2 separate regions of the Homo sapiens genome follow, and region 1 is linked to region 2. The links are chromatin loops, found by intact Hi-C in ENCODE. Cell type or tissue: IMR-90. All regions are shown on one strand. Links, peaks and the distances in the headings refer to the core of each region. The heading gives the core; the rest is flanking DNA. Region 1 has its middle 15 kb from the start of RIPOR3. Region 2 holds the start of RIPOR3-AS1 (RIPOR3 antisense RNA 1).

The links. A loop is a pair of places that touch in the nucleus more often than their neighbours do. Peaks named below come from ENCODE experiments on the same cell type or tissue, not always from the same donor. Only the 100,000 strongest peaks of a DNase experiment are listed, where the experiment ranks them.
Region 1: a loop joins it to region 2, with 2.4 times the contacts of the local background. A loop is called at or near these places in 5 of 110 quality-filtered maps.

The regions. Positions count from the first base shown.
Region 1 is chr20:50,698,708-50,714,883 of GRCh38, forward strand. No RefSeq gene overlaps it. Among named protein-coding and RNA genes, the nearest start is that of RIPOR3, 15 kb to the left of the region's middle. RefSeq lists enhancers at 4,999-5,500, 5,501-6,000 and a cis regulatory region at 12,489-12,677. In IMR-90, for the core only: no CTCF peak of the experiment used is centred there; a DNase peak (open chromatin) is centred at 6,464.
Region 2 is chr20:50,639,694-50,655,869 of GRCh38, forward strand. All of the region lies in intron 1 of RIPOR3 (RIPOR family member 3), which reads right to left. RIPOR3-AS1 (RIPOR3 antisense RNA 1) reads left to right here and starts at 5,778. Exons shown (of 3, transcript NR_111906.1): 1 at 5,778-5,800; 2 at 6,005-6,193. RefSeq lists enhancers at 515-1,210, 4,805-5,386. In IMR-90, for the core only: CTCF peaks have their summits at 6,320 and 6,894; DNase peaks (open chromatin) are centred at 6,118 and 7,188; H3K27ac peaks cover 3,366 bases.

The DNA.
Region 1 (16,176 bases), core at 2,720-10,719, 58 kb after region 2:
AGAGGTTGCAGTGAGCCGAGATCGTGCCACTGCACTCCAGTTTGGACAACATGAGGGAAACTCCATCTCAAAAAAAAAAAAAAAAAAAAAAAATTAGCCAGGCATGGTGGCACGTGCCTATGGTCCCAGCTACTCAGGAGGCTGAAGTGAGAGAATCTTGAGCCTGAGGAGTGGAGCCTGCAGTGAGCTGTGATGGAACCATGCACTGTAGCCTGGGTGACGGCAAAACCCCGTCTCAAAAAAAATTTTTTAAAGGAAGAAATACTCCAGTGGGAGACAGACATATAAATAAGGACCCACGGCCAGGTGTAGTGTCTCACACCTGTAATCCCAGCACTTTGGGAGGCTGAGGCGGGTGGATCATTTGAGGTCAGGAGTTCAAGACCAGCCTGGCCAACATGGTGAAACCCTGTCTCTACTTAAAAAAATATAAAAATTAGCCGGGCAGTGGTGGTGTGCGCCTGTAATCCCAGCTACTGGGAGGCTGGGGCAGGAGAATCGCTTGAAACCAGGAGGCGAAGGTTGCAGTGAGCCGAGATCACGCCACTGCACTCCAGTCTGGACAACAGAGTGAGACCCTGTCTCAAAAAAAAAAGAAAAAAAATAGGGACCCACAAAACCAAGTGCTCAGTGCAGGGGCAGAGCAGTAGAGGCAGGGGGATGGACCTCTGCCTTTGAGGACCAAGGGGGTATCGCAGGAAATTATGTCAACAGGGTCTTGAAGGATGAGAAAACAGAAAGCTTCCCCGATCTTTCTAGATTGATACTCTGACCTGGCCCTCAAGGGAGGGCCATGCCCGGCAGCTTAAGGGTCCTGCAGAGCCTTTTGGTCTCTGACCCCAAATCCACTGGAACAATCTCAGTCCTTTTAAGGTGCCAGCCTCTCTCCTGTGTCCTGTGGTTCCCCCAGCCTGGATCTCTGTAGGTCCCACCCACCTTGCCTTTCACCTGGTTAATACCTTAACTCAACCCGCTGGAATCCAGCTAAGGAGTCTCAATCTCCCACAGCCTTCTCCAAGCCCCCACTCTGGGCACAGTGCTCCTCTACCAAGCATCCTGGCTGCCCCATCAGGGCAGAACTGGGTGAGCACATGGACCCTGGAGTTCCATCCTGGCTTCTCCGCTTCTGAGCTGCATGACTTTGGGCAAGTAACTTGGCCTCTCTGGGCCTCCATTTCCTCATCTGTAAAATGGGGATGACAACAGTGCCGCATTGCGCTGCTGTGAGCATTAGGTGAAATAATACTTGGCTTCTCGATGTGTATACAGACCAGCAGATTGGGCATCCCCTGGGAGGTTGCTGGTGCAGCATCCCAGGCCCCACCCCGGAACTACAGAACCAGATTCTGCAATTTTTTTTTTTTTTTTTGGAGACAGAGTCTGACTCTGTTGCCCAGGCTAGAATGCAGTGGTGCGATCTCAGCTCACTGCAACCCTCTGCCTCCCAGCTTCAAGCAATTCTCCTGTCTCAGCTCTCAAGGAGTAGCTGGGATTACAGGCACATGCCACCATGCCTGGCTAATTTTTTTGTATTTTTAGTAGAGACAGAGTTTCACCATGTTGGTTAGGCTGGTCTCAAACTCCTGACCTCAGGTGATCTGCCCGCCTCAGCCTCCCAAAGTGCTGGGATTAAAGGCATGAGCCGCTGTGCCCGACGTCTGCATTTTCTCAGGATCTCTAAGTGATTCACATACATGTTAAATGTGACAAGCACTGAAACATTATATGTAAAATACTGAGACTGCCTGACACATACTTGGCTCCTATTAAATGTATGTTGTTGTTATCATCATCATCATCATCATCCCACAGTATTGCCTGTTTTCTCATCCTCCTCCACCTGAGAGGAAAGACCACAGAGGGAGCATTTAAGCCAGCCCTAGTCAGAGGAGAATCACCAATCCCAGTGGTCTGAACATGAATGCCTGCAAACCTTGCCACCAAGGGCTACAGTACTCTGTGTCACGACTGCCATGGGCACCACGGCATCCTTGTGCCTAGAGTGGAGGGGGAGCTTGATAAACGCTGCGTGATTTTAAGTCATTTGTCTAATTCACATGGAAAAGCCAGACTGGAACCAGGCAACATCACTCTTGGCTGAGCCCTTTTGGACTCATTACTTCCCAATGCTCAAGCATCCTTTGGATGAAGAGCAGAGACAGAGCCTGAGTTTGGGGAGAGGATTAGGGGATGGTGCTTAACAGAAGGAAGAGTCTCCAAACCTATTCTACTTGGTAAAATCCATCATTTGCCTAAGGATAATGGCACAAAAATTCTCCCCCATGATCAACCCCATCTACCTTCTGCCCTGATGAGAATGGTCAGATTGCTGGAGTCTTTCTGGAGATAAATATTCTAATCCATCACTACTAGGCGTCTCCGCTACTCTCATCTTCACCCATCCTGAGCCTCATTTCAGGCCCCTTTGATCCCATGTGACTAATCTATCAGATAGAAGTCGGTTCTGTGGAGCTGGTGAGGCCTTTGGAATGACAAGCTCTCCCTCTGGCCTCAACAAGGACCGTAAACCTTGGTTCAGCCGAGGAATGAATCTGCCCTGAAATCTGGGGGCCTTATCAGTTTTGGAGATTAGCAAAGGCCGAGTCCTGACCTGAAAGAAAATCCCAGACACTCGCCACACTCCCTTTGGGACTCTGCAAAGTCAAATTTTTTCAGAAACCAATTCCAGTTAAGTAAATAGTTTCTGCACATGAGTGCCCACAGGGTTCCTCAGAGGACCTGACATTCTCCACTTGGTGACTGTCATTTCCTTACAAACACAACATTGAAAGCGATCTTTGCATTCCCAAAATGATTCCGCCAGCTGAGGAATTCTACAATTCTTCTTGAGTTCAAGGCTGCCACTTTATTTATTGTGTGCTTTTATGACAACAGCCCCTAAATGCATCCTGTATGATTTGATAAGGGCCTCTTGGCCCCACTGCCCCCATCCCATGTGTGTCTTTCTTTGCCACAAATTTCCAGCACACTGTTCAAATATGTACCACCTAAATTGAACCCTCATGCTGGGAGCACTAATGGGACGCCCCTTCAAAGCGACTTTCTGTAACCCAACAGTTTACATGTTGCTGGAAACAATGGACTTAAGCACACAATTTATTTGTGTTGGCTGGTTTCATGCTGGTTGGAATCTGCTTTGGGGGGAAAACAAACTCTGCATCTGTTTAGATTTATAATTTATATTGAAAGCACAAATACCTCATAATAGGGCTAGAATGAGACCCAGTTATGGGCAGGAGTCACCATATATGCTGGCTTTGTTCTTTCATGAATGCACTAAGAGATTACAAACTGCCTTTTTTTTTTTGGAGACGGAGTCTCACTCTGTCACCCAGGCTGGAGTGCAGTGGCACAATCTCAGCTCACTGCAACCTCTGCCTCCTGGGTTCAAGCAATTCTCCTGTCTCAGCCTCCTGAGTAGCTGGGATTACAGAGGTGTATACCACCACGCCCGGCTTTTTTTTTTTTTTTTTTTTTTATTTTTAGTAGAGACGTTTTGCCATGTTGGTCAGGGTGGTCTGGAACTCCTGACCTCAAGTGATCTGCCCAACTTGACCTCCCAAAGTTCTGGGATTACAGGCGTGAGCCACCGCGCCCAGCCGACAAACTGCTTTTTATAATATTTAAGCCATCCTCTTTATTCCCCCACGCAACCCGCCGCCTCCATCCCTGAGAAACATCTGCGGCAGGGGCCGTGCCCTGCCTGCCTGCCTGCCCTCTACACAAGCACTCTGATCTGGCTCTTTTCCCTGCTGCCCTGTGGAGGGGCCTACTTTGTGCATAGTCCTGGTACCCAACATTTGGGGGCTTCCCGGGGGGGCCAGCCACTGTTCTTAGTGGCTTGCATCAACTACCTCACTCCATCCTCACCACCCTCCCAAGCAATGGCATCCCCATGATCAGGGATTCCTCCATGATCAGGATGAAACTGAGGCACTTTCCCAAGGTCCCACAGCTTATAAGTGACAGAGCCAGGATTCTAACTCAAAGGGTCTTGCTCTAGAATCCATGCTCTCAAATCTTAGGTGCTTTTGCAGCAAAATCTACAGAATAAGTAGCTGGATTGCTCCATTGCCTTGACTTTTCATTGCAGTTGAGTTGGAAGAGAAATAAGGCAAGTGGCAAGAAAATAAAATATCATGCTTAAAATAAAATATCATAACCACTAAAGCAAAATGAGATCATGCTTCCCAAACGAAACCAAACAAGACCAAAACAAAATCTGGAACAGAACATATTCACCTGAGTGCAGTGGCTCACACACCTGTAATCCTAGCACTTGGGGAGGCCAAGGCAGGAGATTGCTTGAGGCCAGGAGTTTGAGACCAGCCCAGGTAACATAACAAGACCCCCATCTCTACAAAAAATTTAAAAATTAGCCAGGCATGGTGGCACATGCCTGTAGTCCCAGCTATTTGAGAGGCTAAGGCAGGAGGGTTGCTTGAGCCCAGAAGGTCAAGGCTGCAGTGAGCCGTCATCGCATCACTGCACTCCAGCCTGGCCAACAGAGAGAGACTCTGTCTCAAAAAAAAACCAAAAGGGCCGGGCGCGGTGGGATTACACACCTGTAATCCCAGCACTTTGGGAGGCCGAGGCAGGCGGATCGCCTGAGCTCAGAAGTTCAACACCAGCCTGGGCAACACGGTGAAACCCCATCTCTGCTACAAATACAAAAAATTAGCTGGGCATGGTGACATGCAACTACAGTCCCAACTACTCAGATGCTGAGGCAGGAGAATCACTTGAACCCAGGAGACAGAAGTTGCAGTGAGCCAGGATCGAGCCACTGCACTCCAGCCTGGGTGACAGAGCAAGACTCCAGCTCAAAAAAACAAACAAACAACAACAACATCAAAACCCTAATCTTCTTCACCTTCTTCACCTCCATCTTCAGGCCCAGACAAAGAGATGCCAAGACCAGAGGGGAGGCTCAGGCTCCCAGAGGATCCTCCATCTGTAAGAAAGAGCCACAGGTTTCAGGACAAGGGGCAGAAGAGCGTATTCCAGGGAGCTTGCTGCCTGAATCACTACAAGCAGCGTCCCAGTAAACAGGCCTCCTGGAACCCGTGCATGTGCCAGTGCTGCCTCTCTCATCAAAGGTGAGCCTATCTCTCCAACCACCTGCAGCAGGTTGGCACTGTGACATGCTTTGACACACAGATGAGGTGGAAGTGACTGTGCACCACTTTGGAACCAGGCCTCCACTTTGCACCTTCCACCTCTGTTTTTACTTTTTTTGGAATTTCTTCTTTTCTTTTTCTTTCTTTTTTTTTTTTCAGATGGGGTATTGCTCTGTTGCCCAGGCTGGAGTGCAGTGGCATGACCATGGCTCACTACAGCCTCAAACTCCTGGCCTCAAGCAATCCACCTGCCTCAGCCTCCCAAAGTGCATTAGCTACCATGCCTGGCCTGTTTATTGGAACTTCAAGACCACAAATGGGAAAGAAGCTGGGCTAGCCTCCTGGAAGGTGGAAGCCCGGCTGGGCACGGTGGCTCACACCTGTAATCCCAGCGCTTTGGGAGGCCGAGGCAGGCAGTTCACCTGAGGCCAGGGGTTCAAGACCAGCCTGGCCAACATGGTGAAACCCCATATCTACTAAAAATACAAAAATTAGTCGGGCATGGTGGTGCATGCCTGTGGTCCAAGCTACTTGGGAGGCTGAGGCAGGAGAATCACTTGAACTCGGGAGGTGGAGGTTGCACTGAGCTGAGATTGAGCCACTGCACTCCAGCCTAGGCAACAGAGCGAGACTCTGTCTAAAAAAAAAAAAAAAAAAAAAAAAAAAAAAGTGTGAGCTGAAAGAGCCGGTGAAGTGACCCATTGCAAGAGGAGGGAAGAATGCTTGAGGCTGAGGGGAAGAACCTGCACAGGTGGTTCTTACCAGGAGGGGTTAGGGGAATCTAGAATCTGGCTCCATTTTACATATAAATACAGAGCACTTTTTGCATAGTTTTAACAAACACTAAATTTTCCTGGAATGCAGTGACCATGTAAATTGAGAGAGGCCTGTGCTTAACTTCGTTCAGGAATTCACCAAGCACTGTTCACTGCTCTGGAGTAACAGTCCTGGCAGCAACTCCACCCAGCCGCAATGCCCCACACCTGGATCTTTCTGCAATGGTCGCTGTCACCTGCAAAGTGTTTCCACCTGTGAGTTCAAGCACCTGGATACTTCATTAGAACTTCCAGCATTAAAGTACATCTGATTTGATTATAAGTGACCTACCATTTAATCTCCTCGATTTTATAGTTTGAGAATTACACATAGATGTTTTCATGATCTGAGTATGTAGGTTATATTATTTATGAATTTCATTTCAGGGTAGACAAGGAGGCACTAGGTCTGGTAGGGCTGAAACCACAGGCATCTTCAAGCACCTCCTTTGGCTGTGTGAGAAGATGAACCAGGCTGACATAAGAACTAACAAGAGGTATGGAGTTAGAGCTCAGAGGGCCAGGAGATGATGTCAGAGGAGGATGTGGGGAAATCAGAGCCCTCATGCACTGCTGGTGGGGATGCAAAACCATGCAGCCACCATGAAAAATAGTCTCCAGATTTTCAAAAGTTTAAACATAGAATACAATTTTTTTTTTTTTTGAGACAGTCTCATGCTGTCGCCCAGGCTGGAGTGCAGTGACAGTCTCCACTCATTGCAACCTCTGCCTCCCGGGTTCAAGTGATTCTCCTGCCTCAGCCTCCTGAGTAGCGGGGATTACAGGCATCTGCCACCACATCCAGCTAATTTTTGTATTTTGTTTTAGTAGAGATGGGGTTTTGCCATGTTGGCCAGGCTGGTCTCAAATTCCTGACTTCAGGCGATCCACCCGCCTCAGTCTCCCAAAGTGCTGGGATTACAGGCGTGAGCCACTGCGCCCGGCCCATAGAATACAGTTTGAACCAGCAATTCTACTCCTAGGTATATACCCCAGAGAAATGAAAATATATGTTCACATAAAAGCTTGAACACAAATGTTCATAGCAGCATAGTCATAATAGCCAAAAAGTGGAAACAACCAAAATCTTCATCAACTAGGGAACGAATAAACAAAATATGGTCCATCCGTACAATGTGATGTGATTCAGCCATCAAAGTATGAACTACTGGCCGGGCACGGTGGCTCATGTATAATCTCAGCACTTTGGGAGGCTGAGGCGGGTGGATCACCTGAAGTCAGGAGTTTGAGACCAGGCTGGCCAACATGGTGAAACCCTGTCTCTACAAAAGTACAAAAATGAGCCAGGCATGATGGCAGGTGCCTATAATTCCAGCTACTTGGGAGGCTGAGGCAGAAGAATCACTTGAACCTGGGAGGCGGAGGTTGAAGTGAGCCGAGATCATGCCATTGCACTCCACCCTGGGTGAGGGAACGAGACTGTGTCTCAAACGAACAACAAAAAAAGTATGAACTACTAATACATGCTACAATGAATGGGGATGAATCTTGAAAACATTTTGGTAAGAACAGAAGCCAGACACAAAAGTCCACCTCTTGTAAGACTCCAATTATATGAAATGTCCAGAATAGGCAAATCTAGAGAGACAGAATGTAGAGGGGTGGCTGCCGGGGGCTAGGGCTGGGGATAGTGGGGAATGATAGCCAGTGGGTCTGGGGCATCTTTTGTAAGTTACGAAAATGTTCTGGAATTAAATAGTGATGATAGTTGTAGGACTCTGTGAATCTAAAAACCACATCCAAAGCTGGGCGTGGTGGTTCATGCCTTTAATCCCAGCACTTTGGGAGGCTGAGGTGGGAGGATCCCTTGAAACCAGCCTGGGCAACAGAGTAAGACCCCATCTCTACAAAAAAATTAAAAAATTAGCTGAGTGTGGTGGCATGCACCTGTAGTCCCACCTACTTGGGAGGCTGAGGTGGGAGGATCACTTGAGTCTAGGAGGTTGAGGCTGCAGTGAGCCATTATCGAGCCACTATACCCCAGCCTGGGCAATAAAGCAAAATCCTCTCTTAAAACGAACAAACAGCTCACACCTGTAATCCCAGCACTTTGGGAGGCCGAGGCAGGCGGATCACGAGGTCAGGAGATCAAGACCATCCTGGCCAACACGGTGAAACCCCGTCTCTACTAAAAATACAAAAAAATTAGCCGGGCAAGGTGGCAGTCACCTGTAGTCCCAGCTACTCGGGAAGCTGAGGCAGGAAATAGGAAATGGCGTGAACTTGGGAGGCAGAGCTTGCAGTGAGTGGAGATCGCACCACTGCACTCCAGCCTGGGCGACAGAGCGAGACTCCGTCTCAAAAAAAAAAAAAAAAAAAAAAAAACACATACGAAACCAAAAAGTGCATCTGTAAATTTAAAAAATTGTAAAAAAAGGAAAACAAAAAAGAGGAATCACTGAACTGTACAATTTAAAGGGGTGAATTTTATGGCACGTGAATGATATGTCAAAAAGCAAAGATGAAGCTGCAGAGATAAGGAGGGCACACCTAGGCTAATCTGGAGCCATTGAGGGCTTTAGGCATCACAGTGGCAATACAGGTTTGCGTTTTAGAAGGATCACTGTGGAGGATGAACTGGAGATGGGCAAAAACAGACAGCTTTAAAAGGTGACGAAGGGGGCCGGGCAAGGTGGCTCACGCCTGTAATCCCAGCACTTTGGGAGGCCGAGGTGGGCAGATCATGAGGTCAGGAGATCGAGACCATTCTGGCTAACACGGTGAAACCCCGTCTCTACTAAAAATACAAAAAAATTAGCCGGGCGTGTTGGCGGGCGCATGTAGCCCCAGCTACTCTGGAGGCTGGGGCAGGAGAATGGCGTGAACCCGGGAGGCGGAGCTTGCAGTGAGCGGAGATCGCGCCATTGCACTCCAGCCTGCGCGACAGAGCGAGACTCCACCAAAAAAAAAAAAAAAAAATGGTGATGAAGGGTGAGGCATTTGGAACAAGCCCGGCTTTGGGCTTGAGCAGCTGGTGGAGGCGGTGCCATTCACAGGAATGTTGGCAGCATCGTGTTGGGAGCAGTTTGCACTAACTTCTGTAACAGAGGTGCAATCACATACAGGGTTGATAAGATAAGAGCTGCGGCTGGGAGAAATTACTTCTGACTTTTGGCATCCGGGAAGGCATTTGGAAGAGGTGGCATTTAAGCAGAACTTTGCAGGTCAGCATAGGGCATACAAAAATTCGAAGGGCAGCCTAGGAAGAATGAGTTGCACCAGCATAGGTATGGGGGCTAGGAAATGCCCAGGTCTGCTGGGATTGTTTGGCCAGGTAAGATGAGAAACAACAATTATGATAACAAAACTAACCAAAAAGCATATCCTTCCATTTTTCACAACCTCTCTGTGAGGCAGTAGCATCTTTTAATAGGAGCCAAGATTCAAAGGAGTCCAGGTGACATACCTAAGGTTACACAACTATGAAGGGGCTGGCCAGTTTTGTTTATTTGTCCATTTTAAGAGACAGGGTTGGCTGGGCGCAGTGGCTCATGCCTGTAATCCCAGCACTTTCCATTTATTCTCCTCGAGGCGGGTGGATCACTTGAGGTCAGGAGTTCGAGACCAGCCTGGCCAACATGGCGAAACCCTGTCTCTACAAAAATACAAAAATTTCCCGGGTGTCATGGTGGGTGCCTGTAACACCAGCTACTCGGGAGGCTGAGACAAGAGAATCGCTTGAACCCAGGAGGCAGAGGTTGCAGTGAGCCGATATTGCACCACTGCACTCTAACCTGGGCAACAGAGCAAGGCTCTGTCTCAAAAACAAAAGAGACACGGTTTTGCTCTTTTGGCCATGCTGGAGTACAGTGGTGTAATCATAACTCACTGCAGCCTCAACCCCCCCAGGCTCACGTGATCTTCTCACCTCAGCCTCACGAGGAGAGGGATTACAGGCATGCACCACAACACCAGCTAATGTTTAAAAAAATTTTTTTGTAAAGATGGGCTGGGCACGGTGGCTCATGGCTGTAATCTCCACACTTTAGGAGGCCTACACAGGTGGATCACCTGAGGTCAGGAATTTGAGACCAGCCTGGACAACCTGGTGAAACCCTGTCTCTACCAAAAATACAAAAATTAGCCAGGCATGGTGGCATGCGCCTGTAGTCCCAGCTACTCAGGAGGCTGAGGCAGGAGAATCGCTTGAACCCAGGAGGCAGCTGGAGATCACACCACTGTACTCCAACCTGGGTGACACAGCAAGATTCCATCTCCACAAAAAAAAATTTTTTTTTTTTTTTGAGATGAAGTCTGGCTCTGTCGCCCAGGATGGTCTCGAACTCCTGGGATCAAGAGATCCTCCAGCCTTAGCCTCCCAAAGTGCTGCGATTACAAACGTGAGCCACCGCACCTGGCTGCTGGCCAGTTTTTAATCTCAGGTCTGTTTGAAAAATAGGTACACAGGTGAGTTCATGCCAACTTGTGGCTTGCAGACCTTATTTTTACAGTTAATAAAGTCATTCTTCCTCTTGAACTAGAAAACACTCTTCTCTGCATCTCTGTTTTGTATTACACATTCCAATCTCTCTCATCTTTCAATACGTTTTCTTGAGGGAGAAATTGTGTTCACTGTTTGGGAAATGTAATCTGCTCTACACAGGAGATGATTAAGGACTCTTGACACTTATATGTAGGGATGGAGAGTATGTATATTTTAGGTGCCAGAGAAACCATAATCTGTGAACAATATATCAATTGGGGTGATGACAGCTGCTTAATATTAAATACGAGATGTGGGTTCTTTCTGCTGCTTAACCTCCCTTACTTTGCTCTGAGCAATAACCATCAAAAACAAATACATATTCGTTGAATTTTTGTTTCATTCTGTTTGCATTCCAGCTGTTGAGATATAATCCTTTTTATATAATACATTTTAAAAAAATATTTGAATCTTTACCTTGTGGTTTTAACAGCCATGGAAAAAGTCCTGGCTGGGTGCAGTTGGCTTAATGCCTGCAATCCTAACACGTTGGGAGGCCAAGACAGGCGGATCACTTGAGCTCAGGAGTTCGAGACCTGCCTGGGCAACATGGTGAGACCTCCCTGGTGTCTACAAAATATTTAAAAATTAGCTGGGTGTGGTGGCACACACTTGTGGTCCTAGCTACTTAAGAGGCTGAGGTGACAGGATTGCTTGAGCCCAGGAGGTAGGGGCTGCAGTAAGCCATGTTTGCACCACTGCACTCTAGTAGGCAATAGAGTGAGACCTTTGTCTCAAAAAATAAAAATAAATAATAGGCCGGGGGGTGGGCGGCTCACACCTGTAATCCCAGCACTTTGGGAGGCTGAGGCAGGCAGATCACCTGAGGTCAGGAGTTCGAGACCAGCCTGGCCAACATGGTGAAACCCTGTCTTTACTAAAGATACCAAAATAAAAAATTAGCCAGGTGTGGTGGCACTCCCCTGTGATCCCAGCTACTCTTGGGAGGTTGAGGCAGGGAATTGCTTGAACCCGGGAGGTGGAGGTTGCAGTGAGCCAAGAACTCGCCACTGCCCTCCAGCCTGGGCGACAGAGTGAGACTGTGTCTCAAAAATAGATAAATAAATAAATAAATAAATAAATTTAAAAAATAATAGATAAAAAGGCTGATTTAAGGGCCCCATCCCAGGCCCAGTGAATCCAAATGTCCAGGAGAGATTGTTGTGTTTCTTGTTGTCGTTGTTTTGTTTTTGTTTTTGTTTTTTTGAGACAGGGTCTTGTTCTGTTGCCCAGGCTGGATGAAGTGGCTCGAATATGGCTTTCTGCAGCCTGGACCTCCTGGGCTTAAGCGATCCTCTCGTCTCAGCCTCCCAAAGTGCTAGGATTAGAGCCATGAACCACGGCGCCCAGGCTACTCTGCATCCTGACCAAACCTTAACATGGAATCTGTGTTATTTTTGTGGCTGACACCACCAGTGCCATTTGTTGGTTCCCTCTTTGCCAGATAAAGGTAAAGTTGTGTCGTGCTGCCTTGGGTCTGGGCCAAGGTAGTCTCGGCCTCTTAGAACCATATAGATTTTGACTGATCACCCCATTCACTCATAAGTGCAGACTACATGCCAGAACTATTTTGTTTTTGTTTTGAAACAGGGGCTCGTCGTGTCACCCAGGCTGGAGAGCAGTGACACAACCTTGGCTCACTGCTGTCTCAACCTCCTGGGCTTAAGCAATCCTCCTGCCTCAGCTTCCGGGGTAGCTGGGACTACAGATGCATGCCACCATGCGTGGCTAATTTTTGTATTTTTTTGCAGAGACTGAGTCCCTCTAAGTTGTTTAGGCTGGTCTTGAAATCCTGGGCTCAAGCAATGCTCCCACCTCGGGGTCCCAAAGTGCTGGGATTATAGGAGTGAGCCACTGAGCCCAACCAAAACTATTTTAGATACTGGAAATAAAGCAGGAAAAAAACTAAGTGTATGTCTTTCACAGAGGGCTTCGGGGAACTTAGGTTCTAGCGGGGAAGACAGACAAAGCAAGTAAATATGTCCAGAATCTGTCCTGAAGCAGAGAGCTGGGGGCTTGAGGGAGTGGCAGAGGCAACTTCGAAGGACCTGAAGGAGGGAAAGGGTGTGGGAGCTAGATTGCATAAAGGAGGAAAGATCACAGGAGATGGAAGGCTATTGTAAATTTAGCATTGACTCTGAATGCGATAAGAAGCTTTCAAAAAGCTTTGACCGGATGAGGGACACCATCAGACAGGTTTTACCAGAATCCTTTCTGGCTTGTGCAGAATCAACTGGAGAGGGGAGGGTAGATGTGGAGAGACCAGAGAAGAGTCTACTATAATAGTCCAAGCGTGAGATGGTGGTGGCTTGGAACAGGGTAGAAGATGTGGACGTGGTGAGAAATAGTTGGATTCTCGGTATATTTTGGAGGTCAAGCCAACAGGACTGGATGTTGAGGGTTGAGAGAAGTGAAGGAGTCAGGGATAATTCCTTTATTATTTTTATGATTTATTTATTTACTTATTTTTATTTATTTTATTTTATTTATTTATTTATTTTTGAGACGGAGTTTCGCTCTTATTGCCCAGGCTGGAGTGCAATGGCATGACCTCGGCTCACTGCAACCTCTGCCTCCCGGGTTCAAGCGATTATCCTGCCTGGGTAGCTGGGATTACAGGCACCTGCCACCATGCCCGGCTAATTTTTTATATTTTCAGTAGAGACGGGGTTTCACCATGTTGGCCAGGCCGGTTTCAAACTCCTGACCTCAAGTGATCTGCCTGCCTCGGCCTCCCAAAGTGCTAGGATTACAGGCATGAGCCGCCACACCAGGCCTGATTGATTGATTGATTGATTTTGAGACAGGGCCTCCATATGCTACCCAGGCTGGTCTCGAACTCTTGAGCTCAAGTGATCCTCCTTCCAAAGTGTTGGGATTATGGGGTGTGAGCCACCACACCCAGCCTGGGGATAATTCTAATGGTAGTCATCTGCAAGATACAACTGCAAAGATGGAGCTGTGATCTGCTTCTTGATGAAGAGGGAGGTGGGGAGTTCAGTGTGGACCATGTTAAGTGTGAGATGCCTACTAGACAGAAATAATGGAAGGGCCGAGTAGGCAACTATATATGCACGAATGGAGTTCAGGGGAGAGGCTGGGGACAGAAATATCAGTGTGAAGGCCACCAGCACACAGGTGGTATTGAAAGCCATGACCTGGATGAGATCACCTGGAAAAGAAGTCAAAGAAGAGAAGAGGTGCTTGGACAAGGAGGTCCTCAGCATTCAGAAGTGGGGGCCAATCACAGCTTCACTCCTTGGCTGGGCACTATGGCTCACGCTTGTAATCCCAGCACTTTGGGAGGCTGATGTGGGAGGATCGTTTGAATCCAAGAGTTGAAGACCAGCATGGGCAACATAGCAAGATAGTATCTCTACAAAAAAAATTTAAAAATTAGCCAGGCATGGTGGCATGTGCCTATAGTCCAAACTACCTTGCAAGTTGAGGTGGGAGGATCGTTTAAGCCTGGGAAGTTGAGGTTGCAGTAAGCCATGATCATGCCATTGCACTCCAGCCAGGGCAACTAGTGAGACCCGGTCTCTAAAAAAAAAACAAAACTTCACTCCACAGATGGGGGATCTGAACGTGATCAATTTAGTCACCAATCTCTGGACCTCCTTTGGTGTGCTGAGAGTGGAGGAGAGCGGAAAGAGAACTGGATTTACGTCCAAAAGACCTGCCCTCTGTCATTTACTGTGGGACCCTAAGCACAGCATTTCACCTCTTGGGAAATGCTGTGGAAACCAAAGGTGGGGGGTTGGGGCCAGAGCCTGGAGACCTTGGAAAGAACTGAGTACTATGCTAAGGGAGGGGGAAGGGAGGGGGCAGGGCAGGTTGCTGCCCCTGTAGCCCTCAGCAGAGGCCTCCTGTAACTCCTCTGGATGTGGCTTTTAGTTCTGGCAGGAGGTGATGAGTGTCTGACCTGGGGATGCTGTTACATGCTAACAGGGGAAGACCAGCATGTTAGAGGTTGTTTTTTTGTTTTGCTTTGTTTTGTTGTTTTGAGACATGGTCTCACTCTATCGCCCAGGCTAGAGTGCAGTGGCATGATCATAGCTCATTGCAGCCTCCACCCCCTGGGCTCAAGAGATCCTCCTGCCTCAGCCTCCCAAGTAGCTGGGACTGCAGGCATCCACCACCATGCTGGTTAATTTTTGTATTTTTTGTAGAGACAGGGTTTCGCCATGTTGCCCAGGCTGGTCTCAAACTATCCGCCTGCCTCAGCCTCTCAAAGTGCCAGGATTACAGGCATGAGCCACTGCGCCTGCCTGTGTTAGAGGTTTAGAATCAGGCAGCCACTTGAATATGGACAGTGACGGAGAAAGAGGGTTCAAAATAAAGTTAGAGTCCTGGATGACTGGAGAGATAGTGGTGCTGTTATCAGAGATGGATTACATGGGAGATAGAGCAGTGGAAGACAAATGATAATACTTAGGACACAAAGAGTTCAGAGAGGGATTAAAGTGTAGGGAGTGTCCATGGAATTTTGGTACATGGCCACTTCTTGTCCTTAAATAGCCTCCAAACCCACAGAAACATTATCTTTCCATATCACCCTAAAGACTGTGCAGCAGTGATGAGTAAAATGACTCTGACCTCAATTAAATCAAAATTCTAGGAATACACCAGCTCCTTTGGAGTTTCTTACTAACGCTCCTTTCTCTGTCTCTGATTCCCCACTTGCAGCTCAGACAGTGCCCTCTGTTGGAAACCTCAACCACAAATCCCCGTCCTCGACTCCATGGCGAGAAGGACCTAGAAGGAAACAAACACCTCCCAGGAGCCTTTCACACACATTGTTCTCATTTTATCCTTGCAGTTGCTTGGTGAGGTTACTGTGTCCAACCTGGGCAAACTGAGGCAGCTGCCCCAATCACAGCCAGAGCGGAGCTGAGATCGGAACTCAAGGCGGCTGCCTTCAAAGCTTGTGCTTCACTCCCTCTACCTAGCTGTAGCTGTAGGATGATTTGACAAGGGACTTGAAGATACAATCTCAAGGACAGAGGTTTGTTTTTTTTTGTTTTTTTGTTTTGAGATAGAGTCTCGCTCAGTCACCCAGGCTGGAGTGCAATGGTGCGATCTCGGCTCACTGCAAGCTCTGCCTCCCGGGTTCACACCATTCTCCTGCCTCAGCCTCCTGAGTAGCTGGGACTACAGGTGCCCGCCACCATGCCTGGCTAATTTTTTTTGTATTTTTAGTAAAGACGGGGTTTCACCGTGTTAGCCAGGATGGTCTCGATCTCCTGACCGCGTGATCAGCCCGCCTTGGCCTCCCAAAGTACTGGGATTATAGGTGTGAGCCACCGCGCCCGGCTACTGTTGATTCTTTTTTGTTGGTTGGTTGGTTGGTTTTTGAGACAGAGTCTCGCTCTGTTGCTCAGGCTGGAGCGCAGTGTCCCGACCTCAGCTCACTGCAACCTCCATCTCCTGGGTTCAAGCAATTCTCTTGCCTCAGCCTCCCTAGTAGCTGGTACTACAGGCACATGCCACCACGCCTGGCTAATTCTTGTATCTTTAGTAGAGACGAGGTTTCACCAGACCTTGGCCAGGCTGGTCTCCAACTCCTGACCTCAAGTGATCCACCCGCCTCAGCCTCCCAAAGTGCTGGGATTATAGGCATCAGCCACCGTGCCCAGCCTCTGTCGAATCTTAAACTAAAAAATTAAAGTGTGTATTTTGTATGTCTTTGAGGTTTTAAAATCTTATTTTTCTG
Region 2 (16,176 bases), core at 3,737-11,736:
CAAAAATAAATAAATACAATACAGGTAAAGTGCTTGTGTATAGGCAGTGTGGTGCAGGTGTGTGTACGCCTGACCTAGGTCCCAGGAGTGACTAAGGGACACGCAGAGTGGGGCTCTCCAATCAGAAGCCCTCACTCTGGAATTGGTTATGGGAGGGTCCCTGGACCTCAGCATGTAATGCTTTGCTGTGGAGGCTGTCCTGTGTGTTCAGCAGTGTCCCCACACCAGGAGCACAGCCTGTGACAGCCTGGCACATCTCCAGACACTGCCACACGTCCCTGTGCTAAAGGCATCTCTTCGGACCTGGGCTGGAGGGTTCATTAACCCGTATGGTGGCTTAGGCATAATTTTCCATGGGCGAAATGAGTAGTATTGAAGACACTATGGTATTTGGTTGGCTACAGTATTGCTCGGGCACCTTCCCCTCACACGAACAGGTGTGGGACTCTGGCAGACCACACAGCCTGACACCTACGGAGCGGCCCTGGGTCTGCGGCTCCCACAGGGCCTCTGCCACTCCAGCCGTGACACACACACATGCTGTCACCAGCCTAGGATGTGCACAAAGCCTGTAGGTCTGAGACCAAGGACATGAGCTTGGAGGAGCTGGCTGGATTCCTCAGACCTCTGGGGCCCGTTTGCCAGAGCAGAGCCGAGACCTGCCTGAGACCTGCCTTCATTGCAACCCTGGCCCTGTGGCACGGCTGCAAGGGAGGAGAGACCGGGTGAAGGGCTGCTTCCCCTTTCCATCCAAAAACACACAAACAAAAGACGCCTGAGCTTGGTGAACACACGCACTGGTCAGGCTTAGCTCCATGCGGGGAGGATGTAAATTCAAACCCAGGTGGGCTGAACTCCAAAGCACTCTTCGGCCAACCACTGGTCACTGGAATGAACTGCCCCCAACCCTCTGTCATCTCGGGGACACAGACCCTGCCCCCCTCCGCAGGGCTGGACAGCAGAGCAGCTTCCCTCTACAAAACGGTCAAAAAGGCAAAGAAAGACTTCCACACCCTGCCGCTGCCTGGGAGAACCCTGAGCTTCCTTTCTGCAGTGACCTCTCCATTAGACGCACAGGCCCACGCATGCGCCCACGAACACATGTGAATTACTTCTAGGATCAGAAGGCAAAAAAATGTTCTTTAGGTCAAAGAAAATGTGTTATTATATAAGAGTAATGTATTCATTGTTATAGCAAGTTGTAATATGCACTTCTTTTTTTTTTTTTTTTTTGAGACGGAGCTTTGCTCTTTTTGCCCAGGCTGGAGTGCAATGGCGCAATCTCGGCTCACCGCAACATCTGCCTCCTGGGTTCAAGCAATTCTCCTGCCTCAGCCTCCTGAGTAGCTGGGATTACAGGCATGCACCACCACGCCTGGGTAATTTTTTGTATTTTTAGTAGAGACAGATTTTCTCCATGTTGGTCAGGCTGGTCTCAAACTCCTGACCTCAGGTAATCCGCCTGCCTCGGCCTCCCAAAGTGCTGGGATTACAGGCGTGAGCCACCACGTCCGGCTCACTTCTTTTTTTTTCTGAGAGAGAGACAGGGCTCACTCTATCACCCAGGCTGGAGTGCAGTGGTGGGATCACAGCTCACTGCAGCCTTGACCTCCTGGGTTCAAGCGATCCTCCCATCTCCGCCTCCTGAGTAGCTGGGACTACAGGTATGTGCCACTGCACCCGGCTAATTTTTTTAAAATTTCTTTAGAGACAGGGTCTCTCTATGTGGCCCAGGCCAGGGTGCAGTGGTGTGATCATAGCTCACTGCAGCCTCCAACTCCTGGACTGAAGCAGTCCTCCCACCTCAGCCTCATGAGTAGCTGGGACTACAGGTGTGAGCCCCACACCTGGTCCTATTTCTTATTGGAAGGGCCACTGCAGGCCAAGATGCTCGGTGCCCAGGGAAGTCATAGCACGGCCCTGCCCTTGACCCCTTCCAGCCATCCTGGGAATCTGTCCCCAGCCACCTCCAGGCCACAGGCTCCTTCCCCATCTCTTCCCCACCCAGGAGCTGTGTTACACAGATCACTTTAGCGTTTCCCACGCTAAACCACTGAAACTGAGGGTTTTATCTCCCACTCTCCTTGCTCCCAGTTCCGCATGGCCACTGGCCTGGCTGAGACAGAGCCGCTGGAAGTGCCCGGCAGGACCTCTCACTTGACCTTCAGCCTCTTACTTAACCCTCCCAATGCAGGGCGGTAGCCTCCACTGGGTCCTGTTCAGCCCCTACTCCTAGAAATGGTCTGGGGGGTAAGGGTGGGGCCCCCTGCAGAGCCCTTGGATGTGTGTTTGCGCCATGGCAGTAGTACACCCACCCCCTTCTGCTTCCGCAGAACCTGGCCGGCTCCTCCCCATCCCAGGGGGAGAGGCTCCTCCTGCTCCCACTTCCCTCCTTTACATTTGGCTACTACTCTTAGGGGTGGGGCTTTGTTTACTTTGCATTTTCCTGATTCCTAATGAGATTAAGCACATTTCCTTAGGTTTACCGGCTTCCCAATCTCCTCTTCTGGGAATTTTCAGTGCCTATTCCTTTGTCCAGTTATCTGCCTTCTTCTTCTTGATTGCTGGGAGCGGCTGATAAATCCTAGATGACCATCCTTTCTCAGTTTTCTCCCAGCCCCTCACCTTTTAATCTTAAATTGTTCTCTGTGGGTGTGTGTGTGTGTGTGTGTGTGTGTGTGTGTGAGAGAGAGAGAAACAGGGAGAGAGATACAAGCTTCAAATACTTATGTGGCCAAATCCGTCACAGGTTTTCCTTCTGTGTTTTACAATTTGGAAACTGCTTTCTGGTCTCTAAGATTAAGTTGCTAATCTGTTAACCACTGGTGTTTAATTCCCTGGGGGAGAAGCTTGTCTTCCCAGCCAGGCTGCAAAGTCCCCCAGGGTATGTCTCCATCTCCCCCCTCCCCCCATGAGGCCTTAGTCAAGAGATTCCACTGCTCCTCAGAAATACCGTGAATTTGTCCCCTCCTTCCTGCCTCCACCCCTGCTCGCCAGGACCAATCTCTGCCTCCCTCTCACCCTCTGCCCCACATGATTACCACAGTGATTTAAAAAAAAAAAATCCATCAGAGGCCAGGTGCTGTGGCTCACGCCTGTAACCCCAGCACTTTGGGAGGTCAAAGCGGGCAGATCACCTGAGGTCAGGAGTTCGAGACCAGCCTGACCAACATGGAGAAACCCTGTCTCTACTAAAAATACAAAATTAGCCGGGCGTAGTGGCACATGCCTGTAATCCCAGCTACTCAGGAGGCTGAGGCAGGAGAATTGCTTGAACCCGGGAGGCAGAGGTTGCGGTGAGCCGAGATTGCACCATTGCACTCCAGACTGGGCAACAAGACCGAAACTCCATCTCAAAAAAAAAACCCAAAAAGAATAGAAAAATGTCCATCAGGGCTGGATGCAGTGGCTCAAGCCTGTAATCTCAGCACTTTTTTTTTTTTTTTTGAGATGGAGTCTCGCTCTGTCGCCCAGGCGGAAGTGCAGTGGCTGGATCTTGGCTCACTGCAACCTTTGCCTCCAGGCTCCAGTGATTCTCCCGCCTCAGCCTCCCAAGTAGCTAGGACTACAAGTGTGCACCACTAGGCCAGGCTAATTTTTGTGTGTGTTTTTTTTTTTTTTTTAGTAGAGTTGGGGTTTCACCATCTTGGCCAGGCTGGTCTCAAACTCCTGACCTCAAGTGATCCTCCCGCCTTGGCCTCCCAAAGTGTGGGGATTACAGCTGTGAGCCACCATGTCTGGCCAAATCCCACCACTTTGGGAGGCCGAGGTGGGAAGACCGCTTAAAGCCAGGAGTTTGAGACCAGCCTGGGCAACACAGAGAGACCCATCTCTACAAGAAGTGAAAAAAAAAGTTGGGCACATGTTCTCAGGACCCCCTGAGGCTATGTCTTGGGTCATGGTCACTCATAAATAAATTGTTTTAATTAAAAATAAATGTTGAAAAATTAGCTGAGCATGGTGGTATGTACTTGTAGTCCCAGCTAAGGCAGGAGGATTTCTTTCTTTCTTTCTTTTTTTTTTTTTTTTTGAGATGGAGCCTCACTCTGTCGCCCAGGCTGGAGTGCAGTGGTGCAATCTCGGCTCACTGCAAGCTCCGCCTCCCGGGTTCACGCCATTCTGCCATTCTCCTGCCTCAGCCTCCCAAGTAGCTGGGACTACAGGCGCCCGCCACTGTGCCCGGCTAATTTTTTGTATTTTTAGTAGAGATGGGGTTTCACCGTGTTAGCCAGGATGGTCTCGATCTCCTGACCTCGTGATCCGCCCACCTCAGCCTCCCAAGGTGCTGGGATTACAGGCGTGAGCCACCGCACCCAGCTGGGAGGCTAAGGCAGGAGGATTTCTTGAGCCCAGGAGTTCAAGGCTGCAGTGAGCCAGGATTGTGCCACTGCACTCCAGCCTGGGCAACAGAATGAGACCACATCTCTAAAAAAATTTAAAAATAAATAAAAAATAAAAATGTCCCTTAGTTTGTCACTATATTGCCCAGGCTGGTTTGGAACTCCTGGCCTCATGTAATCCTCCCAGCTCAGCCTCCCAAAGCGCCGGGATTACAGGCATAAGCCACTGCACCTGACCCCAACCGAAAATTCTTAAGGCACATTTTTGACACTAAAAACAGTATTTTATAACTGCTAAAATAGATATGTTAATTCTAGTCTTTTCTTGTGCACAGAAACAAATTACCACTTTAGTTTCTCAAGGAGCACATGTATACATGTTAAATGCATTAATTTGTTTAATATAAACATGAAATACTTTTTATAACCTGGATTGGTACATATTTCTTTTCTTTTCTTTTTTTTCTTTGAGGCAAGATCTGGCCCTATCACCAGGCTGGAGTGCAGTGGTGCAATCTTGGCTCACTGCTACCTCTGCCTCCCGGGCTCAAGCAATCCTCCCACCTCAGTCTCCTGAGTAGCTGGGACTACAGGCATGTGCCACCATGACCGGCTAATTTCTGTTTTGTTTTTTTTTGTTTGCTTTTTTTTTTTTTTTTTTTTTTTTTTGTAGAGACGGAGTTTCACCATGTTGCCCAGACTATTCTCAAACTCCTGGGCTCAAGCGATCCTCAACCTCAACCTCCCGAAGTGTTGGGATTCCAGGTGTGAGCCACTGCACCCAGCCCTTTTATTTATTTTTTATTTTTTATTTTTTTTTTTTGAGACGGAGTTTCGCTCTTGTCACCCAGACTGGAGTGCAGGGGCGCAATCTTGGCTCATTGCAACCTCCACCTCCGTGGTTCAAGCAGTTCCCCGGCCTCAGCCTCCCGAGTAGCTGAGATTACAAGCACACGCCACCAAGCCCAGCTAATTTTTTTGTATTTTTAGTAGAGACAGGGTTTCATCATGTTGACCAGCCTGGTCTCAAACTCCTGACCTCAGGCAATCCGCCTGCCTCAGCCTTCCAAAGTGCTGGGATTACAGGCATGAGCCACTGCGCCTGGCCCCCATTTCTTATTATACAGTAGTTTACAAAAAAATCCCAGCAGCCAGCTCCAGAGAGGCCTTGTTCTGTGGTGTCTAAGGATGGAGCCCAGGCAGGGACGGCCAAAAGCTCGCTACCCCTGCCCAGGAAGGCAGGAGCACCGTTGTGTCCCGTTCCTATCCCTCAAAAATAAATCACAGCCAGCTCATGTCATAGGACAGAGCCTGTTCGCAATCCATCCTGTGTCTGCGGATTCTCCCAGGTCTGTAAGGCAGCAGGGAGATGCGGCCTCTCCCACTCCACCCAACACGTAGCCAGGGCGAGGTGGGGCCGGGGGAGAGGCTGACATTCAAAGGCATCTGAGTGGTAAGAGGTGAGCGAGTGAGGTGAATGGGGACTACGTTAGAAGGACCCTACGTTAGAAGGGTGAGGCGCTAGGGCCATAGCCTAAGGGCACTGGGAACCCTGTGGGCATGCGCAGTTCAAGCCCATCCCCGCTCCCTCCAGCTGCTGTCCATCCCTGCCACACCTGACCATTTGCCTAACCTAGATCCTTCCTGTCTTGCATTTCCTCAAGCATCCGGAGCCCAGGACTGCTGAGTCAACCCTCTGGAATGCCCACAACTCCCCACAGGCCAGCCGGCCTTGGGACTCCCGCACAGCCACGTGAGCCGGTGGAGCCGGGTCTGTTTGCTAGTGGAGGCTGTTAACAGCACGGGAAGTGGTCAAGGGTTCAACAAGAGATGAGCCATCTGGTCCTCCAGAGGTAAACAATTTACAAGAGACACATCAAGCCGGCCTGCTGTTCTGGTTTTTCTTTTGACAGTGAAATATGCAGTTTCTTTTTCATCCTGGTGCCTATTGGAGAGGGAGACTGTTCCAGGCACTCTGACCCCAGCTAAAGCGCCTCCCTGGGGCAGGATCTATGCAGGGAGGCAGAAAAGTCAGATTTTTTTTCACATCTTCTTTGTTCCATTCCCAGGACTGAGCAACTTCATGTATTTATGTATTTATTTATTTATTTATAGACAGGTTCTCACTATGTCGCCCAGGCTGGAGTGCAGTGGTGCGGTCACAGCTCACTGCAACCTCAATGTCCTAGGCTCCAGTGATCCTCCTGCCTCAGCCTCCTGAGTAGCCGGGACCATAGGTGTGTACCACCATGCCAGGGGAATTTTTGTATCTTTGGTTAGAGAAAGGGTTTTGCTGTGATGTTGCCCAGTCTGGTCTCAAACTCCTGAGCTCAAGCGATTCACCCTCCTGGGCCTCCCAAAGTGCTGGGATTACAGGTGGGAGCCACTGTGCGTGGCCCAGGACTGAGCAACTTTAAGTCAGATGGTTAACCTACATCATGAGGAAAGTGGATTTCCTCCCAAAGGAACAGACTTATTTTCTAGAACCCAAAGCCTTGAATTTCAAGAACCTTTAGCCTTAAATCCATTTCCTGTTGGAAGCAGACCCCCTCCTGGTCTCCCCAGGTATTGCAACCCTGCTCTACCAGCCACTATAAATGCCCACACAAAAGGAACAGGGGCTCCATTCCTGATGCTCAGAGTGGAGTCACTAGATTCTCAAGCATATGAGATATGTATGTGGCCTAACAGCCTGAAATAAACAGCTTGTGCTGGGATTGTAATTCTAGAGTTTCCAAAAGTGTTGCAAAATATTCCAGGCAGACACTAAAGTTTGTGTACTACAAGCTGTTTATTAATTAATTTCTTATTTGCCAAACATTCTTGCTTGGGTCTACTGGGAGATGATTTCGTTGGGAATGCATCTCCAATTTTGTAATAAAGATCACCAGGGAAAGAAGGCTTGCTTCATAGGGGCTCATATTACAGGAAATGTGGCTAGCATAGGTAGTTCCCATAAGAAAAAGGACAGTACTAAGTTTTGAGCTCATGTGAAAAAGAAAAGGGGGCCGGGCGTGGTGGCTCACACCTGTAATCCGCACTTTCGGAGGCCGAGGCGGACGGATCACTTGAGGTCAGGAGTTCAAGACCAGCTTGGCCAACATGGCAAAACCCTGTCTCTATTAAAAATACAAAAATTAGCCAGGCGTGGTGGCGGACGCCTGTAATCCCAGCTACTTGGGAGGCTGAGGCAGGAGAATCACTTGAACCCGGGAGGCGGAGGTTGTAGTGAGCCAGGATCGCATCACTGTACTCCAGCCTAGGCGACAAGAGCGAAACTCCATCTCAAAAGAAAAAAAAGAAAAGTGACGTCTGGGGACCAGGATTTTGGGACTCTTTGCAGACATGCCAATAACCTGTGAGATACACACCCACAGACTGACACAGAGGTGAGCAGAGGCCTTGGAGTCAACAGAAGTTCAAGTCTAGCCTTTGCCTCATTCTCTTTTTTTTTTTTTTTTTTTTTTGAGATGGAGTCTTGCTCTGTCACCCAGGCTGGAGTGCAGTGGCGCAATCTCGGCTCACTGCAAGCTCCGCCTCCCGGGTTCACGCCATTCTCCTGCCTCAGCCTCCCAAGTAGCTGGGACTACAGGCGCCCGCTACCATGCCCGGCTAATTTTTTGTATTTTTAGTAGAGACAGGGTTTCACCGTGTTAGCCAGGATGGTCTCGATCTCCTGACCTCGTGATCCACCCGCCTCGGCCTCCCAAAGTGCTGGGATTACAGGCATGAGCCACCGCACCCGGCCACCTCATTCTCACTATGTGACCTTGGACAAGTCACTTATCCTCTTTGAGCCTCCAGTTCCTCATCTATACATTGGAAGCCACTGAAATTATCTTACAGTTACTTTCAGTTGCGAGGACTTGCTCTTTTTCTCTTCATTAAAAGGAAAACACAAAATATAATTTATAGCTTATCCTACCACTTTGTGCTGCTAAGGTTAAAATCCAGGGTAGTGGCCAGGCGCGGTGGCTCATGCCTACAATCCTAGCATTTTGGGAGGCCAAGACGGGTGGATCACCTGAGGTCAGGAGTTTTAGACCAGCCTCACCAACATGGAGAAACCCCATCTCTACTAAAAATATAAAAATTAGCTGGGTGTGTTGGTGGGCACCTGTAATCCCAGCTACTCGGGAGACTGAGGCAGGAGAATTGCCTGAACCTGGGAGGCAGAGGTTGCAGTGAGCTGAGATCATGCCACTGCACTCCAGCCTGGGTGACAATAGCAACACTCCATCTCTAAAAAAAAGAAAGAAAAAAATCCAGGGTACTCTATGGTTTCCTGGGGCTGCTGTAAAAAAAAAAAAAAATACTACAAACTGGGTGGCTTCAAACAAGGGAAACTTATTGTCTTGCAGTTCTGGAGGTTAGAAGTCCAAATCAAGGTGTCGGCAGGGCCATGCTCCCTCTAAAGCAGCGGTCCCCAACCTTTTTGGCACCAGGGACAAGTTTTGTGGAAGACAATTTTTCCACTGACCAGGGTGGGGGTTGGGTGGGTGGTTTTGGGGTGATTCAAGTGCATTACATTCATTGTGCACTTTATTTCTACTACTACATTGTAATATATAATGAAATAATTATACAACTCACATTCCATAATGTGGAATCAGTGGGAGCCCTGAGCTTGTTTTCCTGCAACTAGATGGTCCCATCTGGGGGTGATGGAGACAGTGACAGATCATCAGGCATTAGATTCTCATAAGGAGCATGCAGCCGAGATCCCTCGCATGCGTAGTTCACAATAGGGTTCGTGCTCCTGTGAGAATTGAACGCCTCCACTGATCAGACAGGAGGTAACACAAGCAATGGGGAGTGGTTCTAAATACAGATGAAGCTTCGCTTACCTGCCTGCTGCTAACCTCCTGCTATGTGGCCCAGTTCCTAACAGACCATGGACAAGTACAAGTCCATGGCCCAGGGGTTGGGAACCCTTGCTCTAAAGGATCTAGGAAAGAATCCTTCCTTGCCTCTTCCTAGCTTCTGGTGATGGCTACCAATCCTTGGCATTTCTGGTCTTGTAGCTGCATGACGCCAATCTCTGCTTCTGTTGTCCCATGGTGCTTCCCAGTGTCTCTGTCTTCACAGCTCTTCCTCTTCTTATAAGGATATGACGGTATTGAATTAGAGGCAGGGCACAATGGCTCACACCTGTAATCCCAACACTTTGGGAGGCCAAGATGGACAGATCACCTGAGGTTAGGAGTTGGAGACCAGCCTGGCCAACATGGCGAAACCCCGTCTCTACTAAAAATACAAACATTAGCCAGGGGTGGTGGTGGGTACCTGTAATCCCAGCTACTCGGGAGGCTGAGGCAGGAGAATCGCTCAAACCCAGGAGGCAGAGTTTGTAGTGGGCTGAGATCATGCCATTGCACTCCAACCTGGCTACAGAGCAAGCCATCTCAAAAAAAAGAAAAGATGTAGGCCCCTGGGAAGGATGCCTGGCACACTCAGAGGTGGGACAATGGTGACAGTCCTGACACTTTCCCTCTGGAGAGCATGGACCCCTGGTCTTGGCCATGCAGCCAGGCCTGGCCCAGCCTGCCTGTCCCCCACCCCCACCCACAGGGACTGGGCCCTTCCTGCCCAGGAACTATTCTGATTCTGCAGCCCTCAGGCTTTATTGCTTTTCCTGCTTAATGAGGTGAGGTTCGCTCAGCCCAGTGGCAATTCCTGTAAAAGCCATTTGGATGACCCAATGGGGTGAGTTTACAGGGAAGCGCTCCCTGAGGGCTAGGCTGGCTGGAAGCAGATACTTTGCCCCCTTCCAAGGACGGTAATGAGGTTTGAGGCTTCCAATGGGGGCAGGGGATGATCTGGGCGCCAAAAGCCCTGGCCTGGGGTCAAAAGATCTGGGCTCCAGCCCCAGCCGGGCTAACTAGGCAGTCTCCTGTCTGAGCTGTACTCCCCTCATGGGTGAAATGGGGATACAGGCACATACTTTATAGCCTGCAGTCTGTGTGTAACAGAGAACCATAAGCTGGTGGGTCGGGGAGTGGGGCTGGGGGTTATTTCTCATGGTTCTGGAAGCGAGGAGTTGGAGATCAGGGTGACTGCATGGTAAGGTTCTGGTGAGGGCCCTCTTCCAGGTTGCAGACTATGGTCCTCTCATTTCATCCCCACGTGGAGGGAAGAGGCAAGAGAACACTCTGGAAGTTATAAGAGCACTAATCCCATTAATCCCATTCACCAGGCCTCCACCCTCGAGATCTATTCACCTCCCAAAGGCCCCACCTCCTAATCACAGCACGGGGGTTTGGGTTCAACATAGGAATTTTTTTTTGAGATGGCATCTCACACAGTGTTGCCAGGCTGTAGTGCAGTGGCGCAATCTCTGCTCACTGCAACCTCCACCTCCCGGGCTCAAACAATCCTCCCACCTCAGCCTCCTGAGTAGCTGGGACCACAGGTGTGCACCACCACACCTGGCTAACTTTTTGTACTTTTAGTAGAGACGAGATTTCACCGTGTTGCTCAGATTGGTCTCAAACTCCTGAGCTTAAGTGATTTGCCCACGTTGGCCTCCCAAAGTGTTGGGATTACAGATGTGAGACACCACATCCAACCTCAACATATGAATTTTAGAGTGACCCAAACATTCAGTCCATCACAGTCTCCTGCAGGATTACAGATGTATAATCAGTCTGTAATCCACAAAGTTCTAAGCAAAGGAAAAGAAGTACCAATATCACTATTGCTATTGTTATTATCAGCACCCAAGACCTTCCCCAGTCTCAGTGAGTGGAATATTAAGATGATCCCAAAGACGCTCGACTTCTCTAACCCGTAATACTCACAGGTTCCACCCCTTTGATTGTGGGCAGAACCTGTGAATATTATGATCTGACTGCCATGGTTACCTTATATGACAAAAGGGAGATTAGCCTGGGTGGGCCTGACCTAATCAGAGAGCCCTCAAACAGGACTGGCTTTTTGTTTTTTGTTTTTTTTTTGAGACCGAGTCTCGCTCTGTCACCTAGACTGGAGTGCAGTGGCATGATCTCAGCTCACTGCAACCTCTGCCTCCCGGGTTCAAGCAGTTCTCCTGCCTCAGCCTCCTGTTGGCTCTTACTGGCCAAGGAGATTCAAAGTATGAGAGGGATTCAGCGTGAGAGAGATTTTCCATTGCAGGCTTTGGAGGTGAAGGTGGCCAATACAGGAGGCCTCTAGAAGCTGAAAGCAGCCCCCCAGTGACAGCTAGGAAGGAAATGGGGACCTCAGTCCTATGGCCACACGGAACTGAATGACCTTGGAAGTGGATTTGTCCCCAGATCCTCCAGACAAGAACTCAGCCGGACCAACATCTTGCATTTCAGCCTTGCGATGAGCAGAGAACTCAGCCATGCCAGACTCTGGACCAACACAGCTGTGAGCTCATACATGGATATTGTTTTAAGCTGCTGGGTCTGGGATCATTTGTTACACAGCAATAGAAAACCAATACATACTCTGTCAAGGAAGCCTGAGAATGGAAGGCCCCTACTCAATCTACCCTCCCACTATAGTCTGGTGGTTAGAGACAAGGGCTCTGGAGTCAGATGGAACGGTGTTCGAATCTTGGCAATTCCATCCACTGGCTGTGGAACGTTGTCCACACTCCCTTCCTCACCTCTTATATCCTCGGTTTCCTCATCTGTGAAATAGCAGTGGAAATAAAATGCATGGAAATCATCAGAGCAGGGTATGCATCGTAAGGACACATAGTAATAGCTCAAGAAACACTGTATATGTTAAACATTAGAAACGAGCTGAGAACTAACACCAATGCACCTGTGTTCTTCAATGCACTGCCTACACACCAGAGAAGAGGGGGAGGAGCCCAGATCTGCTGCTCTGGGAGCTACAGGCCAATTAGGGAATCAGGAACCTGAACAGAAAACCACAACTTCAGGGAAAGTAGATGGTACATGTGTTATGTTATTGTGGACATGGCGGGGCAAAGACAAGACCTTAGGTCTTTGAACTCCCCCTCGGAGTCTGGCACAGGCCTGAGTGGAGCTCCCTCCTCAAGACTTCCTTTGCACTGGCTTCCCTGAGGAAGCATTTGCATTTAGGGTTCTGCTGTGGAACCTCTTTCTCTTGATCTACATGAAGCCTGAGGCCAAGGCCTTACACCTGTAAGGGAGGAGGTGGCCCTGGGCCCAGGAAAAGGGTGGGTCCAGTCTCCCAGTTCTGTCCCTGGCATGTACTCTCCCCAGGCCTATCCCACCCCCAAGTCCTCCCAGGCTCCAAACCCTGAGGCCCCACCGACTGTCACTCAAGAAATCACCGAGGCTGGGCATGGTGGTTCATGCCTATAATCCCAGCACTTTGGGAGGCTGGGGCAGGTGAATCACTTGAGGTCAGGAATTCAAGACCAGCCTGGCCAACATGGTGAAACCCCATCTCTACTGAAAATACACAAATTAGCCAGGCGTGGTGGCGGGCGCCTGTAATCCCAGCTACTTGGGAGGCTGAGACAATAGAATCGCTTGAGCCTGGGAGGTGGAGGTTGCAGTGAGCCGAGATTGCAACACGGCACTCCAGCCTGGGCGACAGAGAGAGATTCTGTCTCAAAAAAAAAAAAAAAAAAAAAAAGAAAAGAAAAGAAAAGAAAGAAAGAAAAGAAAAGAAAAAAGAAATCACCAAGCCCTCTCTATACCCATAAGCACAGCCTTGACCGAAGTCCTGACGGCTGAGCATGCAGCTCAAATCCCTGGGGAGATACCACTGCACATACACGAGGGCGGTCGTCATCCAAAAGACAGACCACAGCAAGCGCTGGAGAGGATGTGGGGCAACTGAAACCCTGGTACGCTACTGGTGACATGTAAGAGGGCGCAGCTGCTTTGGAAAACAGCTTGGCAGTTCCTCAAATGGTTAAGTATGAAATTAAGCAAATGGTTAAATGTAAATACGACCCAGCAGTTCCACTCCTAAGTATACATCCAAGAGGAATGTTAACATATGTCCACGCAAAACCCATACACAGACATTCAGAGCAGCATTACTCATAGTAGCCAAGAAGTAAAAACAGCTCAAATATTTATCAGCTGATGAGTGGGTAAACAAAATGTGGGACAGCCATACAAAGGGACACTATAGGGCCATATAAAAGGGACCAAGCCCTGATGCATGCTGTGAGACAGATGAACCTTGAAAACGGTATGCTAAGTGAAAGAAGCCAGAACCAGCAGGCCACAGAAGGTATGGCTCCACGGACAAGCAAGTCCAGAGCAGGCAAATCCAGAGAGACAGAAAGTGGATCAGTCATTGCCAGAAGTTGAGGGAGGGGAGAATGGGAGTCATTACTAATAGGTATGGGGTTTCTTTCTGGGGTAAAACTGCTCTGGATTTAGATAGTGGTGATGGTTGCACAGCTTTGTGAATATGCCAAAAAAAAGAAAAAAACACTAAATTGTATACTTTTTTTTTTTTTTGAGACAGCCTCCCTCTATTACCCAGGCTGGAGTGCAGTGGCACAATCTTGGCTCACTGCAACCTCTGCCTCCTGGGTTCAAGCGATTTTCCTGCCTCAGCCTCCTGAGATTACAGGCGTATGCCACCACACTTGGCTAATTTTTTTTTTTTTCGAGACAGGGTCTCCCTCTGTTGTCCATGCTAGAGTGCAGTGGTGCCATCTTGGCTCACTGAAACCTCTGCCTCCCGGGTTTGAGCAATTCTCCCACCTCAGCCTCCCAAGTAGGTGGGACTACAGGCATGCACCACCCACTTGGCTACTTTTTGAATTTTTTTGTAGAGACAGGGTTTTGCCATGTTGCCCAGGCTGGTCTCAAACTCCTGGAGTCAAACAATCCATCCGCCTCGGATATTTCTCACTGGCATAATCAGTGCTGAAAGATCATTGAAAAGGGGCTTGCATGATCCAGAGGTCACTGTTATTTAATGCGCTCTCCTCATCTCCTGCAGGTTGTGACTTCAATATACCCTCTCATGAGACCTTTCCTGGCCCCTTATCTGTAAGTGTGACCACCGGGACCCCGTCTCCCAATTCCCTCTTCCTGCTTTATTTTTCTCTTTAGCATTTAATACCATCTGACATTCCAAACATTACCTTGTCCTTGTCTGGTGTTTGTCACCCCAACTAGAAGTGCTAGGGGGCAAGTACTAGGAAGCAGGGTTTTTTCTTTTTCTTTCCTTTTTTTTTGAGATGAAATTTCTCTCTTGTCTCCCAGGCTGGAGTACAGTGGCGCAATATCGGTTCACTGCAACCTCCACCTCCCGGGTTCAAGTGATTCTCCTGCCTCAGCCTCCCAAGTAGTTGGCACTACAGGTGCCTGCCATCATGCCCAACTAATTTTTGTATTTTTAGTAGAGATGGGGTTTCACTCCGTTGGCCAGGCTGGTCTCGAACTCCTGACCTCATGACTCTCCCAGGAGGCAGAGTTTTTTTTTTTTTTTTTTTTTTTTTTGAGATGGAGGCTTGCTCTGTCACCCAGGCTGGAGTGCAGTGGCGCAATCTCGGCTCACTGCAAGCTCCCAGGAGGCAGAGTTTTTGTCTGCGTGGTTCACTGCTAAGTCCCCAGCACTAAGAGGACAGGACCTAACACATAGGAGGCACTCAGCAAACATCCATGAACGAATGAATGAATCTGTATCTCCAGTGGCTTTGTCCTCTCTTATATCAGCTTTGTTCCACATCTTACACTTAGGAGGTGATTCAATTAAACATTGCTTTTTGTGTGTGTTTGGTGGGGTTTTTTTGTTTTTTTGTCTTTTTGTTTTTTGAGACAGCATCTCAATCTTTTGCCTAGGCTGGTGTACAGTGGTGCCATCACCACTCACTGCAGCCTCAACTTCCCAAACTCAGGTGATTCTCCCACCTCAACTCCCCGAGTAGCTGGGACTACAGGCACGCACCACCACACCAGCTACTTTTTGTATTTTTAGTAGAGATGGGGTTTCACCATGTTGCCATGGCTGGTCTCAAACTCCTGGCCTCAAGCCATCCATTTGCCCAACTAGGCCCCCCAGAGTGCTGGGATTATGGGCGTGAGCCACTGCACCCGGCCAACCATTGTTGAGTGAGCAAGTAAATGAACTCATCAACGAATTTCTCCCTGGGTAGCGAAGCTCCCGCTTTTTGAGGTAACCCAGACTTTTCATTTGTATGTTTCCTGAGTCCCTGACTGTACATTCTTCCTGCATATTGTCTCCAGGACTAAGAGAATGGAGCCTTTTGCCAAGAAGAGGTTGCGTTCTCAGGCCTCCAGTTTAGATTAAATAGTGGTTTTACAAGGGGAAACAAAGTGACAAACCCCCAGAAGTTGTGGGGAGCTGAGACGGGGTGGGAATAGGGTTCCCCAGGGACAAACTCCTTCTTGTCCCCCTGCCCAGCGCCCCAGGGCACACTGCCCAGTGGGTGAAAGCAGCCAGACACACGGGCTCACTGCAGTTACCAAGCAATCCTAAGTGTATCAAGATGGGCGCGCTGACGACAGCTGCACCGAGTGAATCTGGAATGAATTGGGGGGTTGTTAAGATCGCCGACTTAAGCCTCTTCTCACAGGAAAAATATTTATTTCACTGAGCTCTGCTTTTTGGAAAGCTGCGCCTGTAACAGTCTGCATCGATCTAGCAGAGTTTTGGCTACTGCTGGGTTTTGTCTCCCTCCTGTCTCGGTTAGCGTGGGCTGTGTGTGTGTGTGTGTGTGTGTGTGTGTGTGTGTCCACAGCACACCCTCCCATTATTAAGCAATCAGCCAAAAGACTCAGCCAGGACACTCTGCTCTTCTTTAACCAGAAAAAAGATGAACACGAACTGAGTTCGTGGCATGAGGCACGAGACCTTCATGTTTTATCTTCAAAGATGCCTGCTTGAAACTAGCAATTGT